2 separate regions of the Homo sapiens genome follow, and region 2 is linked to region 1. The links are chromatin loops, found by intact Hi-C in ENCODE. Cell type or tissue: dorsolateral prefrontal cortex. All regions are shown on one strand.

Region 1 (8,000 bases):
TGTGCGTGCCTGTAATCCCAGCTACTCGGGAGGCTGAGGCAGGAGAATCGCTTGAACTCGGGAAGCGGCGGTTGCAGTGAGCTGAGAGAGCGCCACTTCACTCCAGCCTGGGCGACAGAAAGAGACTGTCTCAGAAAAAAAAAAAAAAAAGAAGAAGAAGAAAGCTGCACTTGACCTCAACAGTTTCCAGTTATCCACCTCCTCCCAGTTCCTGCATGTGCTCAACCCACATATGTGACTTACACAGCTGCCTCCTGGTGACGACCTCACTGTGGAAAAGCTAGACAGACCAACTTGACTTGCCCCACTGACCCTTATACCCACGTGGATGGCACAGACCACCTGTTAATCACAGCCTGACTTCACAGAACTAGCACCTGCTTGCTCCAAATCTATCAGAAACAACTCCCTAAGAGAAACCTCCTTGGGCATTGCCCTGGACCCCAAGAAAAACTCTGGCCCAAAAGTCCCTGTCTGTCTTTCTCCCCACCTGCTGGTTGAATGTGCATCCTGGATGTTCCCCCCACTCTGTGTTGCCCTGCAAGGTGTGCTGCCCTCATCTGTCTGGGATGTGATAATGCACTGTTATGTCATGGCTTTATGGCTTTGTTGAGATGACTCTGCTGTGGCTCACTTCACCTACACCTTTCCCTTAATAGCAACATCCAACTGGCTGACCAGCTATGTGTCTCCAAATAATGGAAGCTGGGACTGGGGGAGAAAAACTGAGCATCCCAAGGGGTTGGCTATCTAGATGAAGAGTGTACCAGGAGTCTCCTCCCATTTGGGAAATTCAGTTGCTCCTTTGGGAGATCCCACACCCTGCCTCAGGCTATCCTCTGGGAGGACTGACACAGGGGCTGATATTCAGTAGGCCAGGAGAGATGGGAGCTGTGGGCATTTTGGTTCAGCCCCAGGCGGTTCTGAAACCCAGGACCAGGAAAAGATAGATTGGGACTCCTGAAGACACATCACCCTGTAAAGTTTTCAAAAAGGAAACAGGCCAGGCACGGTGGCTCACGCCTGTAAAATTCCAGCACTTTGGGAGGCTGAGGCAGGCAGATCATTTGAGCTCAGGAGTTCGAGACCAGCCTGACCAACATGGTGAAACCCCATCTCTACTTAAAATACATGGGGTATGGTGGCGCATACCTGTAAACCCAGCTACTCGGGAGACTGAGGGCAGGAGAATCACCTGAACCTGGGAGGCGGAGGTTGCAGTGAGCCAAGACCACGCCACTTCAATTCAGCCTGGGTTACAAAGAGAGACTTTCTCTCAAAAAAAAAAAAAAAAAAGGAAACAACCCAAAGACATTCTGAGATGGTGTCTGTGCCTTACGAAGATAAGAGGAGAGGAACAGAGGTTTTTCACTGGAGTATCAAGTGGTTATTCTCTATTCTATGTGAAATGTTCAGAAACAGAACACAAATATTTTAAAAAAAGTTATCCATGACCTTGTGAAAAGATGATAAACCACTAAAATACTGCATCTATGTGAAAGAAAGGATGAAGAAATATACTCTACAATAAAGAAAGTTGATACAGGAGGCTGAGGCAGGAGAATCACTTGAACCCGGGAGGCAGAGGTTGCAATGAGCCAAGATCATGCCATTGCATTCCAGCCTGGGCAACAAGAGCGAAACTCCGTCTCAAAAAAAAAAGAAAGTTGATAATACTGTGAGTTGGAGAAGGGGAGTTAATGTTTGGAGATGCGGAAAAGTAATTGAAAATTTAAGATGTTACTGCAAACTGCTGAAGAGTTAGGGCGGGGTAGCAGGGTGGAGGATTTGAGACCCATACATTAGGAAAATGCAGGAGGAAGCCAGTCCCTATAGACAGTGTGAAAAAATTTAAAGCAGCAGCAATTAGACTGAAGTGTGTTTAGTGCTATAAGAAACTACCTAAGGACACCAAAATCAAACTCAAATTGAGGCAGGAAAATAGGGTCTGGACGCAGGGAACATAAGGCCTATTCAAACTTCAGCTATGAAAGGAAATACCTACTCCATAGGGCGTAAGCCAAGTAAATGATTTTATAACCTTACTTCATCCTCTCCTTTTACATAGAGTATACCCCAAGTAACCAATGGAATCCTCCAGGGGGTATTTAAACTCCCAAAAATTCTGTAACGGGGCCTTTGAGCCCCTGTGCTCAGCCCCGCTTGCACACTGTGGAGTGTTAAATCCCTTCATTCCTTCCTTGCTTTGTGCGTTTTGTCCAATTCTTTGTTCAAGACGCCAAGAACCTGGACCCCCTCCACCGTTAACAAAATGCAATTCTTCTTAAAACTTTCTGGTACCAAAACCACAAATCATGACTGGGCGTTTCTCACTCATGAATCGCTGTTTGCTCAAACTCTTTAAATTTTTTTTTTTTTTTGAGATGGAATCTCGCTCTGTCCCCTAGGTTGGAGTGCAGTGGCGTGATCTCGGCTCACTGCAACCTTCGTCTCCTGGGGTCATGCGATTCTCCTGCTTCAGCCTCCTGAGTAGCGGGGACTACAGGCGCATGCCACCATGCCCGGCTAATTTTTTGTATTTTTAGTAGAGACGGGGTTTCACTGTGTTAGCCTGGATGGTCTCGATCTCCTGACTTCGTGATCCGCAAGCCTCGGCCTCCCAAAGTGCTGGGATTACAAGCATGGTCCACCGCGCCCGGCCCAAACTCTTTAACAGAAAAAAAAATCCGCAGGATTCCCCCATGACCCTCCCGTGGTCCCCGCAAAATCTGAAGAGACGCGGGGCTGCAGGCGCGGAGCTGCCCAGAGAGGGCTCCAGGGTCGGGGCCCACAGTCGCCCGCGCAGGAACAGAACAGGAGGACGCCCGGGGTCCCGGCTGCCGGCCCAGCCGCACCCTGCGGCCGAGGGGACGCAGGGACGAGCTGAGACAGAGGGATTCGGGTCCCAGATCCAGGAGGCGCGGCGAGGAGGCCCAGATCCCACCACAGCCGCTTCCGGCCGGTTCCACCCAGCCCCTCCCCCGTCTGGGGACTCCGGCCCCATACACTCACCATTTCCCGGCTTCTGGGTGTCCCGGTGTCCTCTCTAGGGCTCCCGTGAATAGTGCGGGTCACGGTGCAGGCGGCAGAGCGACAGAAGTTGTGGCAGAGGGACCCGGGGCCTCTCGGAGTAGGAAATCTGGTATCCCGACAACAACCTGCATAGCAACAAAAGTAGAAGCTGGAATGGGCCTCCTCCTTCCGGACGGACCGTTGGCCGGGCTCCGCCCCGGCGCTTCTGATTGGACAAGGTACAAGGCCCCGCCCCCTCAGAACTGAGTGACGGCAGAAGCCCTGGGTAACGAGCCCTGCAAAGCCGGACTGATCGGTTCTAGCCACAGCTTCTCTCTAAGGGACAACTCCTTCCCTGAGCCCTGGTCATTGGATATTTTCTTTTCAGCCAAATTTGCTCCTGATTTTTACACAGGGCACTATCTTCTTCCTCATTCAATGGGCTGTCAGTGCTTCTTCGTCCTGCACAGGGTTGTAAGTGTGTGCAGGGAATTCCAGACTGAGTGTCCAATGGAGCGATGTGCTGACCTCAGAGCAGGAAGGGGAGCCCAGATCAGGCCAGGCACGACTGCACCAAGAAGGAGAGGCAGTTGTCCTTCAGGGGCCCGGAATTAGGGATGAGACATGGCCAAGGCTTTCACACATCTCACCCCACCTCACAGTGTGGAAACTCTCCCTCCTTCCAGACCTTCATCTTCATCGGCAGAAAACTCTCACTTGGTGATTTTAAGCTTCTGACCTAAATAAACTGTCAACTGCATAAGCCCCTTCTCCAGGAGAGGTCCCAAACAGTTATTTCCCTGAACTTGATCTTTACGGATTTTCTTCAGATATGCAAATTACAGTCTGACCCCAGGGACTCTATGCATGTCAAACCCAAAACACTGCTCCCGAAAACCGCCCCAGATTCCAGATGTACAGCCGCAGAAAGGACAGAACTCCTGAAGTGCACCTGCACGTGGGTCTCCTGCTTTCCAGGGCGCTGCAGCATGTCAGAACCCACACTCTTTCTGGATCTGCTCTGAGCAGCTGCAAGCCACCTGCAGGGGAGGGCGGCTGCCCAGGAAGCACCCAGAACTCCACTTCACTCCTTGGCAGGATCCATACTAGCCTCAGCGTCCCGTCCCTGGCGTCGGTCTCTGCTGCCCCCTGCAGGTTATTCACCTGCTTCTCACATCATTCATCAGTTTCCATGAGACAAACATCCTCAATCCCACTGCGAGAATAACACACGAGCAAAGCTCTCCTCCAGTGTGTATGTATAAAGTCGAGGAGGAAGTGTCCAAGATTATTTAACTGCATGAAAGTGAGGCAGTAGTGGCTGGGCGCTGTGGCTCAAGCCTGTAATCCCAGCACTTTGGGAGGGCGAGGTGGCTGGATCACCTGAGATCAGGAGTTGGAGACCAGCGTGACCAACATGGTGAAATCCCGTCTCTACTAAAAATACAAAAATTAGCCGGGTGTGGTAGAGCCCACCTGTAATCCCAGCTACTCGGGAGACTGAGGCAGAAGAATCGTTTGTATCAAAGAGGCTGAGGTTGCAGAGAGCCGAGATTGCACCACTGCACTACAGCCTGGGCAATAGAGCGAGACTCTGTCTCAAAACAAAACAAAAAAACACACAAATGTTTAGTCATGTTACTTATTTCTGGTTTCCAGCCTGACTTTATAACATTCCTGACTCTGGGACTCTCCAGCTCTCCAGAATTATGCTTTGAAGAAAAAACAAGATAGAGCACAGGGCCCACATGTCTCTTATAAACTGTGAACCAAAATATTACATAGCAGCCATCTGTCAGAACTGCTTCCAGGCTATTGTCCTCAGTCACAATCCTAAATCAAACTCACTTTCTTTAACAAATTTAATTTTTTTTCTTCAGTCCACATGAGTAATCTAAAAGAAACACATAGACAGAAGAATCTCTTTATTATCATCTTTCTACCAAGTCAACATCAAGCATTAAAAAAATGTAAAACAAAGTGAAAACCATCCTTCTCTGATTCATCGTAGACCCAGAATCTGCCAGTCACCAACACCTATCTTCATTTTCTCTATTACGGCCAACTTTTATCTAAGAGATATCATAGGGGCATATTTAATAGAGTTTGTCATTTTGTGTTTTATGAATTTTAGAGGTTTTTTTGTTTTGTTTTGTTTTGAACTTTTATTTGCATTTTCTTTTGGCTGAATTTGTTTGTCTCTTAAGTTTATGTTTCTTCTGGGGTATCTTTTTCTTCCGTGCATCCTCCTTTTCTGCTTTTGGAACAAGGTGTTTCTTTTCACTAAGCATCATCTGGATGTGGCAGGGGAGTTTGTGGATGGGTTCATCTGCCCATGAGTTCTGTAAGTCAGGTGGTACATTATGGGTGCCTTTTCCCTGGATGTGCTCAATAACCAGGGAATCTACATCTATACCCTTAAGTTCAGCATAACTCTGCACTTGTAAGCAAATTTCAGTACCTTTTCGGGGCCACTGATGGTGAGTCCAGCCCCAATGTCTGTCTTGCGTACAGCGACCAACTCCACTTTCTAAGACTGAAATGGTACACATAATTTCTGTAAAAGAAAATATTTCAGATACTTGGTGGCTTTTCATATAGGCATACCTGTGATGGCCTGAGCACCTTCACAGTTTACAGTGAACATGAGGGTTTCATCCTTCTAACATGCACGACTTCGTGGGATTTTCTGGGTCATAGTGAATAATGTTCATAGATCAACTCAGGCCACACAAGAGGACAGGTTTTCTTTGGTCTTTAAAAGGAACTGATTAAAGAAAAAAAAAAAAAAAAGGTGGAAGCCAGGCACAGCAGCTGGTACCTGTAGTGACAGCTACTTGGCAGGCTGAGGTAGAAGGATTGTGAGCCCAGGAATATGAAGCTCTCATGCACTAAGATCACACTTGTGAATATCACTGCACTCCAGCCGGGTCCAAACAGCAAGACCAACTCTCTAAAAAAAAATTACATAATAAAATAATTTAAAAAAAAGTTTGTGGTTAGAAAAAAGTTTTTATTTAAGACATTCATTAAAGAAAAAAGTACTTTGAGAAGAGATTAGGGCCAGGCGTGGTGCCTATAATCCCAGCACTTTGGGAGCCCAAGGTGGCAGATCATGAGGTCAAGAGATTGAGACCATCCTGGCCAACATGGTGAAACCCCATCTCTACTAAAAATACAAAAATTAGCTGGGCGTGGTGGCGCATGCCTGTAGTCCCAGCTACTCAGGAGGCTGAGGCAGGAGAATCTCTTGAACCTGGGAGGCGGAGGTTGCAGTGAGCCAAGATTGCACCACTGCACTCCAGCCTGGCCACAGAACAAGACTCTGTCTCAAAAAAAAAAAAAGATATTAGGCCTGGCGCAGTAGCTCACACCTGTAAGCCCAGCATTTTGGGAGGCTGAGGCAGGTGGGTCACTTGAGGTCAGGAGTTCAAGACCAGCTTGGCCAACATGGAGAAACCCGTCTCTACTAAAAATACAAAAATGGCCGGGCGCAGTGGCTAACGCCTGTAATCCCAGCACTTTGGGAGGCCAAGGCAGGTGGATCACCTGAGGTCAGAAGTTCGAGACCAGCCTGGTCAACATGGTGAAACCCTGTCTCTACTAAAAATACAAAAATTAGCTGGGTGTGGGGGCACACGCCTATAGTCCCAGCTACTCAGGAGGCTGAGAAAGGAGAATCGCTTGAACCTGGGAGTTGGAGGCTGCAGTGAGCCGACAGCACACCACTGCACTCCAACCTGGAGCAAGACTCTGTATCAAAAAAAAAAAAAAAAAAAATTTGAAGGCTGGAAAAAGATTAGAAGGCCGGGTGCAGTGGCTCACACCTGTAATCCCAGCACTTTGGGAGACACTGGTGTGGGTCACTTGAGGTCAGGAGTTTAAGACCAGTCTGACCAACATGGTGAAATCCTGTCTCTACTAAAAATATAAAAAATTAGCCTAGCGTGGTGGTGGGTGCCCGTAATCCCAGCTACCCGGGAAGCCAGGAGGTGGAAGTTGCACTGAGCCGAGCTCACACCAACACACTCCAGCCTGGGCAACAGAGTGAGACTCTGTCTCAAAAAAAAAAAAAAAAAAAAAAAAAAAAAAAAAAAAGAGTTTAGAGGCTGGGCATGGTGGCTCATGCCTGTAAAGCCAGCTACTCGGGAGACTGAGGCAGAAGAATCGCTTGAACCCAGGAGGCAGAGGTTGCAGTGGGCTGAGAATGTGCAACTGCACTCCAGCCTGGGAGACAGAGCCCGACTCTGTCTCAAAAAAAAAAAAAAAGAAAACTCGTGAGAACGAATGGCATAAAATACGTAGTGTACCCGATAGCCAGCCATTTATTATAGGATATTTTTGAATAGGAACTTTAGCCTTTTGTTTTGATAAAGCTTTCTGAGGCAGTGAGTCTGACAATGGCACTTCCGTTATCCCTTTAGTGAGTTTCTTAAAATGAGGGCTTGCCACTTAGGTATTGGGCTTTCAATAGGAGGGAAAAGATTTTTCTGACCTTCCTGTATATATATACCTGCCACTTTGCTGGGCTAACCTTATTATTATTATTATTATTTTGAGACGGAGTCTCACTCTGTCACCCAGGCTGGAGTGCAGTGGCGCAATCTTAGCTCACTGCAACCTCCACCTCCTGTATTCAAGCAATTCTCCTGCCTCAGCCTCCTGAGTAGCTGGGACTACAGGCGCCACCACACCTGGCTAATTTTTGTATTTTTTAGTAGAGATGGGGTTTCACCATATTGACCAGGCTGGTCTCGAACTACTGACCTCGTGGTCCGCCTGCCTCGGCCTCCCAAAGTGCTGGGATTATAGGCATGAGCCACTGCACCCGGCCAAACCTCGTATTTTTTTTATGACAGAACTGTCTTAAGGTCTTACTGGAGGTGTGTCTCTCTTAAGAGTTATTTCCAACTCTGTGTCCTAGGTATCTGAGTGAGGCCCCAGCTAAACTACTCCCAAAAATTTTTGCTCCTGGGCTACTGGCATTT
Region 2 (8,000 bases), 470 kb before region 1:
GATTGCGCCATTGCACTCCAGCCTGGGCAACAAGAGCAAAACTCCGTCTCAAAAAAAAAAAAAAAAAATCCTTAGCAGTCTTATGCCTATAATTCCAGTACTTTGGGAGGCCAAGGCGGGCAGATCACTTGAGGTCAGGAGTTCGAGACCAGCCTGGCCAACATGGTGAAACCCCATCTCTACTAAAAATAGAAAAATTAACCAGGCATGATGGTGTGTGCCTGTACTCCCAGCTACTTGGGAGGCTGTGGTGGGAGAATTACTTGAACCTGGGAGGCGGAGGTTGCAGTGAGCCGAGATCATGACACTGTACTCCAGCCTGGGTGACAGAGCGAGACTCTGTCTCAAAAAAAAAAAAAAAAAAAATTCCTTAACTGTATCCTTCACAAAGCAAATTTTTATTTTAATGAAGTTTAATTTCTCAATTTTTAATGGATTCTGCATCTTTGTCATATGTATGCAATTGTAACGTAACCCAAGGTCAAATAATTTCACCCACATTTTCTTTACATTTTATAGTTTAGATTATACATTCAGTTTTGTGATCCATTTTGAGTTAATGTTTGTATATAGTGCAAGACACAGATCTACAGTCTTTACTTTTTGCATATGCATATTCTATTTTTTAGCATTATTTGTTGAGAAGAGAAATTTTGACTCAATTGTTCACTTTGATTAAAAAAAACTACTGGACCACATGTGTAGAAATGTTACTGGAACATTTATTCTGTTCCATGGATATATTTGTCTACTTGCCAAAGACATTGTCTTGATTAGGATTGCTAAATTTTCTTTGTTTTTTTTTCAGAATTATTTGGCTATTTGTTTGGTTATTTCAGGTACTTTTCACCTTTTTTTTTTTTTTTTTTTTGAGATGGAGTTTCACTCTTGTTGCCCAGGCTGGACAACAACGACAACGCGATCTCGGCTCACCGCAACCTCCGCCTCCCGAGTTCAAGTGATTCTCCTGTCTCAGCATCCCAAGTAGCTGGGATTATAGGCATGCGCCACCATGCCCAGCTAATTTTGTGTTTTTAGTAGAGATGGAGTTTCTCCATGTTGGTCAGGCTGGTTTCAAACTCCCGACCTCAGGTGATCCTCCTGCCTCGGCCTCCCAAAGTGCTTGGGATTACAGGCATGAGCCACCACGCCCGGCCTTCATCATAATTTTATAACTTCATAATACATTGTTCTTTTTCTTTTTCTTTTTTAAAAGATTCAATGATTTTTTTTAAAGCAATAAAAAATAGTAAAAAACCCTTTGTGTTTACTGAAGTGGTTATCATTTCTGGTCCTCTTCTTTCTTTCCGGATTTCCACTTGGCTTCATTTTTCTTTGCACCCATGCAGTTTAGGGATGTCTCTTATGGAGCAAGTATGCTGATTACAAACACTTTCACTATGGCTGAATTAATAATTTATTTTCCCTTCATTTGGAAAGATATTGTTTGCTGGATATAGGATTCTCAGTTGATATACTTGTTCTTTCATTACTTTAAGGTAGTTGTTCTATGGTCTCCTGATCTGCGCTGTTGCTGGTAATAAGTATGTAATGAATCCTATCTTTGGTTCAGTGTAGTTAATGTGTCTTTTTCCTGTTGCCTTAAAGCTATTTTAATTGTTCTTGCTGTGAAGTAGTTTACTGATGATGTGCTTGGTGTAGATTTATATACATATATGCTCATGGTTTGTTGAACTTTTTTGATTTCTGGGTTTATAATTTTCATCCAGTTTGGCAAATGTGAAACCAGTATTTGTTGAAATATTTTTTGTCATGCTCTTTCCTCTGCCAAAGAGTCTTGTTATTTGCATATTATGTCACTTGTAATTTTCCCACTACACAGCTCACTGATTTTCTGTTTTTTGTTGTTGTTGTTTTTTTTGCTGGGTGCTTCATTTGGGATAGTTTCTACTGCTAGGTCACAAGGTTCACTCGTCTTCTTCTCTGCAGTATCTGATTTGCTGTTTATTCCACTCAGTGTAATTTGTTATCCCAGATGTTGTTTTCATGCCTAGTAGCTTGAATCATGTTTTTTTCTTTAGTTTTTAGATTGTTTGGAGGTAAAATATACTAACAGAGAATTTGCCATTTCGATCATTTTTAAAATGTGCCATTTAGTTGTAGTAAATAAATTTACGATGTGGTGTAACCAACGCAGCTATTGATCTCTAGCATTCTCTCATCACTCTAAACAGAAATTGGGTACTCATTAAACACGTCCCCAGTCTCCCTTCCCCCCAGCTCCTGATAATGTCTATCCTACTTTCTCTATGAATTTGGCTATTCTAGGCACCTCATATAACGGGAAGGATACAATATTTGTCCTTGTGCTGGGCATGGTGGTTTATGCCTGTAATCCCAGCACTTTGGGAGGCTGAGGCAGGCAGATCACGAGGTCAGGAGTTCGAGACCAGCCTGACCAACATGGTGAAACCCCGTCTCTACTAAAAATACAAAAATTAGCCAGGTATGGTGGTGTGCACCTGTAATCCCAGCTACTCAGGAGGCTGAGGCAGGAGAATCGCTTGAACCTGGGAGGCAGAGATTGCAGTGAGCCAAGATCACACCACTGCACTCCAGCCTGGATGACAGAGTGAGACTCTGTCTCAAAACAAAACAAAACAAAAAATTTGTCCTTGTGTGTCTGGCTTATTTCACTTAGCATAATGTTTTCCAGGTTCATTCGGGTTGTATCATGTATGAGGAATTCATTGCTTTTTCTGTCTGAATGATACTTCATTGCACGGAGAAACCACACTTTGTGTGTCTACTCTAAACACTTTTCTTTTTTTGTAAAGATTTTAAAAATATATTTAAAAACTAGTTTGAGAGTAATTGAATTAAATCATTGACTGGAAGAGTTGTTTCTACAGTAATATTTTGGCTACTGTGAATTAAGATGGCTATGAAATTGGTATACATGTGTCTGTGTAAGACCCTGCTTTTACTTCTTTTGGGTATATACCTAGAAGTGGAATTGCTGGTGTAAAGAGTAATGGATGTTTCCCTTTTCTTTTTTTCTTTTTTCTTTTTTTTGAGACGGAGTCTTGCTCTGTCACCCAGGCTGGAGTGCAGTGGTGCGATCTTGGCTCACTGCAAGCTCCGCCTCCCGGGTTCACACCATTCTCCTGCTTCAGCTTCCCGAGTAGCTGGGACTACAGGCGCCCGCCACCAGGCCTGGCTAATTTTTTGTATTTTTAGTAGAGACGGGGTTTCACCATGTTAGCCAGGTTGGTCTCGAACTCCTGACCTCATGATCCACCCGCCTCAGCCTCCCAAAGTGCTGGGATTACAGGCATGAGCCGCTGTGCCTGTCCTGTTTTTGTTTTTGTTTTTGAGATGGAGTTTCGTTCTTGCTGCCCAGGCTAGAGTGCAATGGCGTGATCTCGGCTCATGGCAACCTCTGCCTCCCGGGTTCAAGTGATTCTCCTGCCTCAGCCTCCCGAGTAGCTGGGATTACAGGCATGCACCACCACGCCCGGCTAATTTATTTTGTATTTTTAGTAGAGACGGGGTTTCTCCACGTTGGTCTGGTTGGTCTCAAACTCCCGACCTCAGGTGATCCACCCACCTCGGCCTCCCAAAGTGCTGGGATTACAGGGGTGAGCCACCACACCTGACCTTCCTTTTAAATTTTTAAAATGTTTGCTTCATATATTTTGGGCCTCTGTTATTTAGTGCAATTATATTTATAACTGTTATATATTCTGTATGATTTGAGCCTTTTATAGTGCTCTTCTTTGTGTCTTTTAACAGTTTTTGACTTAGTCTATTTTGTGTGACAATTGTATAGCCACCCCTGCTCTCTTTACATTACTATTTGCATGGAATATCTTTTTCTTTCATTCTCTTTCAACTGACTTGGGTATTGAGATCTACAATGAATGTGCTGTAGACAGGATACAATTTGATCATATTTTAAAGATTCATTCTCCCTGCCTCTGTCTTTTGTTTGGCAAGTTTATTCCATTTAATTACCGATAACGAAGGCATTATGTCTGCCATTGTACTATTCGTGTTCTGTATGACTAATAGCTTTGTTTTTCATAAAATACGAGGAATTCCTTATGTTTTCAAAATCAGTGTCTAGTTTCTTGGCTTTTGATTGGAAACTTTTATTAACACTTAAAGGAGGGAGCATAGCCACACTCTGCAGAGGGGACAAGAGGGCAAGTTGAACTCCCAGAGCTGAATCCTTATGTATCTTGCCTCATCACCATGACTTGGTAATGAGGCAGGGACACTCTGGGGACCCATTTCTTTTTCTTATCTTTTTTCTTTTTTGAGACAGAGTTTTGCTCTTTCGCCCAGGCTGGAGTGAAGTGGCACAATCTTGGCTCACTGCAACCTCTGTCCGCTCCCCCCGCCGCCCCACCCCGGGTTCAAGCGATTCTCCTGCCTCAGCCTCCTGAGTAGCTGGGATTACAGGCGCCCACCATCATGCCTGGCTAATTTTTGTATTTTTAGTAGAGACGGGGTTTCACCGTATTGGCAAGGTTTGTCTCGAACTCCTGACCTCAGGTGATCCATCCGCATTGGCCTCCCAAAATGCTGGGATTACAGGTGTGAGCCACCGCACCCGGCCTCTGGGGACCCATTTCAACAGTCTGGCACCCATGGTTGGGAATATGTTTAACCTCTAAATTGGGGTTTTCCTGCTGAACTGCGTCTGAAAGACTGCTTCTCTGAGCTAGCTCATGTTTTTGCTTTTTCTCTCTATTGATTCCTTTATAGAATATTGCTGTCATATAAGTCCAGCTTTTCCGTGAATTTAACAGTTTTATCCTGTTATCGATGTGTTTTTATTTTCTTGAAAATAAGCAGATTGAGACATCAGATGGGAGAAAGGCTTGACTATGTCGCCAGCAGCCTCATGCCAAATTCCTGATTCCTGGAGGACAGAGCCCCCCTCCTGCTCCAAGGCCAGGAGATGGCGCCACTGGACAGTGAGTCTGGGATTCCTAGCACACACTTGTGATTGCTGGTCCAGGAAAAAGAAGCAGGAAGGGCCATTAGTACAATCAGTCAGGAAATTCTGCTTAAGTGCACATTTCTCCCCAGGAGAGTCGGGTCACTGCACTGGGAGGAAGCCCGCCTGCCAAGGGCTGTGTCTGGAACCTGTTCATCGCGCTCCACTCAGCACAGTGAGATCGCCTCTTCTGTTACTCGGTCTCCAGGGGGCGGGACCTGGAGCCGTATCCAATCAGGGCCATGGGGTGGGGTCGTGAGAACTGTGGATCAGGCGCACTGCAGGGAGGTGGGTGCGCGGCATCTTCACCCCTCTAAATGCGGCTCCTACTCTGTAGCTGACAGACACCCACAGACGTGTCTGTAGCATCCTCTGTCACACTGGGACCCGTACTGGCAGCAGGAGCCGTAGGGAGGACTGGGACACCTGGAAGCCAGGAATTGGTGAGTGTGCGGGGCTGAGGGTCCCGAGACTAGGATGGGACTGGTTGGAACCGGCAGGAATAGACCGTGGCGGGACCCGGGCCTCTTCGTAGTTGACTCTGGGTTCTGAGACCCAAGTCCCCCTGGCGCACCTCGGCCCTGGTTCCTCTCAGGCCGCAGGGTGGGGCTGCGACGGCAGCCGAGACCCCTAGCCGTCCGGTCCAGTCCCTGTGCAACTGACTGTGGCCCCAGGCCCAGCGCCCTCTCTGGTCAGCTCCGCGCCCGCTGCCCCAGTCACGCCCGCTGCCTCCGTGTCTCCCCAGATTGTACGGGGGCCACTAGAGGGTCATGGGGGAAATCCTGCCTCGAGTATGGGGTTCGTGTGAGAGGAGCTGTAGGCTGTGGGGTCCCCAGTTCCCTCTTTCTCACCAGGGGCTTTTGTATTTTATCTGAGTTTCCCAAATATACGCGAAGCAGGGTCTCAAATCCGCGACTGTGGTCCCTAGGCTACCTTCTCCTAAGGCTGGCAGCAAATTTGGGATTTCCTGATCCCTTTCCGCATTTTATAACACGGATTTCCTTTAGTTCACAACAGTATCACTTCTTCGTCCTCCAGGCTATGTTTCAAACACAGGCAGTATTTTAATCGTCATTTTTTTAGAGGGCAGTATATGGCCGTTTTAAAAATATTTGTTTTGTGTTTGTGAACGTTTCAGAGAAAAACCACCTGACACTCCGCTGTAAACAATCTTTGTGTCTCTTTTTATCTGCCCTAGGCACAGACACCTTCTGAGAATGTCTTGGGTTGAGATTCCCCTTTGGAAACTTTACAGTGATGCGACCTCAGCCCACCCTCTGCCTTTTCCTGATCCTGGGTTTCAGGACTACCTGGGGCTGGCCCAAGATGCCTACAGCTGCCAAGTCTCTTGGGAAAGTCTAGTGAATATCAGCCCCTAGGTCGTTCCTCCCAAAGAGCCTGAGGTGTGGCGGTGAGGCCTCCCCAGGGAGCAGCTGGATGCTATGGGGTGGGACCAGTCTCCTATATCATTATTGTAAAAAACTAATCCCTTGGGACACGCCTTTTCTTCTCCAACCCGTTTCCATTCCTTGGGGACACATGGCTAGTCAGCCAATCAAATTCTGGTATGGAGGAAACCAAATTATTTCTGTCCTGTAATCCTAGCACTTTGGGAGGCCAAGGTGGGTGGATCACCTGAGGTCAGGAGTTCAAGACCAGCCTGGCCAACATGGTGAAACCCCGACTCTACTAAAAATCCAAAAATTAGCTGGGCGTGGTGGTGCACCCTTGTAATCTCAGCTACTCGTGAGGCTGAGGCAGAATTGCTAGAACCCGGGAGGTGGAGGTTGCAGTGAGCTGAGATTGCGCCACTGCACTCCAGCCTGGGCGACAGGGCAAGACTCCGTCTCAAAAAAAAAAAAAAAAAAAGAAGAAATGATTTCTGTCCTCTGGATTCTCTCAGTCTAGTGAAAGAAGAAAACCACCCCCAATGAGTTGTTGCAAGGACCTGAAAAGCACACAGTTGAGTGTCTTCTGGGAGGGTGGTCACTGAGCACTTCAGGGAGCAGCTTGGAGGTGGGGGGATGTCCCAAGTGATAGGATGATGTGACCTGACACTTGAGTCAGACACTTGAGTGTTTCAGGTCAGCACTGCCCCTCCCTGGGTTTATCACCTTGAAAAAATTGGTTTACTCATTTCAGCTTCAGGTTTTTTTTTTTTTTTTTGAGACGGAGTTTCACTGTTGTTGCCCAGGCTGGAGTGCAATGACGCGATCTCGGTTTGCCGCAACCTCCGCCTCCCAGGTTCAAGTAATTCTTCTGCCTCAGTCTCCCAGGTAGCTGGGATTACAGGCATGTGCCACAATGCCCACCTAATTTTGTATGTTTAGTAGAGATGGGGTTTCACCATGTTGGTCAGGCTGGTCTCGAACTCCCGACCTCAGGTGATCTGCCCACCTCAGCCTCCCAAAGTGCTGGGATTACAGGCGTGAGCCACCATGCCCAGCCATCAGCTTCAGTTTTTTTTTTTTTTTTCTTTTAGGATTGCTTTTATGAGCTAGGCATATTTGTATGGGAAGGGGGAATTTTTTTTTCTTTTTTTAGTATTTATTTATCATTCTTGGGTGTTTCTCGGAGAGGGGGATTTGGCAGGGTCATAGGACAATAGTGGAGGGAAGGTCGGCAGATAAACAGTTGTGAACAAGGGTCTCTGGTTTTCCTAGGCAGAGGATCCTGCGGCCTTCTGCAGTGTTTGTGTTCCTGGGTACTTGAGATTGGGGAGTGGTGATGACTCTTAACGAGCATGCTGCCTTGAAGCATCTGTTTAACAAAGCGCATCTTGCACTGCCCTTAATCCATTTAAACCTGAGTGGACACAGCACATGTTTCAGAGAGCACGGGGTTGGGGGTAAGGTTATAGATAACAGCATCCCAAGGCAGAAGAATTTTTCTTAGTATAGAACAAAATGGAGTCTCCTATGTCTACTACTATCTACACAGACACAGTAACAATCTTATCTTTCTTTTCCCCACATTTCCCCCTTTTCTATTCGACAAAACTGCCATCGTCATCATGGCCCGTTCTCAGTGA

The links. Peaks named below come from ENCODE experiments on the same cell type or tissue, not always from the same donor. Only the 100,000 strongest peaks of a DNase experiment are listed, where the experiment ranks them.
Region 2: it touches region 1 in a loop (2.2-fold over the local background); 2 of 110 quality-filtered maps call a loop at or near these places.

What each region holds. Positions count from the first base shown.
Region 1 is chr19:12,137,168-12,145,167 of GRCh38, forward strand. It overlaps ZNF20 (zinc finger protein 20), which reads right to left and starts at 3,183. Exons shown (of 4, transcript NM_021143.4): 1 at 3,013-3,183. The coding sequence starts at 3,015. It overlaps ZNF625 (zinc finger protein 625), which reads right to left. Exons shown (of 4, transcript NM_145233.4): 4 at 7,723-8,000. ZNF625-ZNF20 (ZNF625-ZNF20 readthrough (NMD candidate)) reads right to left here. Exons shown (of 8, transcript NR_037802.1): 4 at 5,474-5,548; 5 at 3,013-3,158. It also overlaps the pseudogene RPL17P47. RefSeq lists silencers at 952-1,054, 2,760-2,969. In dorsolateral prefrontal cortex, CTCF peaks have their summits at 536, 3,162, 4,160 (motif pointing left) and 4,360; DNase peaks (open chromatin) are centred at 3,254 and 4,134; H3K4me3 peaks cover 2,293 bases; H3K27ac peaks cover 1,162 bases.
Region 2 is chr19:11,668,765-11,676,764 of GRCh38, forward strand. It overlaps the pseudogene ZNF833P. Among named protein-coding and RNA genes, the nearest start is that of ZNF823, 66 kb to the right of the region's middle. RefSeq lists an enhancer at 5,552-6,109. In dorsolateral prefrontal cortex, CTCF peaks have their summits at 4,942 (motif pointing right) and 5,148 (motif pointing right); DNase peaks (open chromatin) are centred at 953, 4,927 and 5,177; H3K4me3 peaks cover 1,320 bases.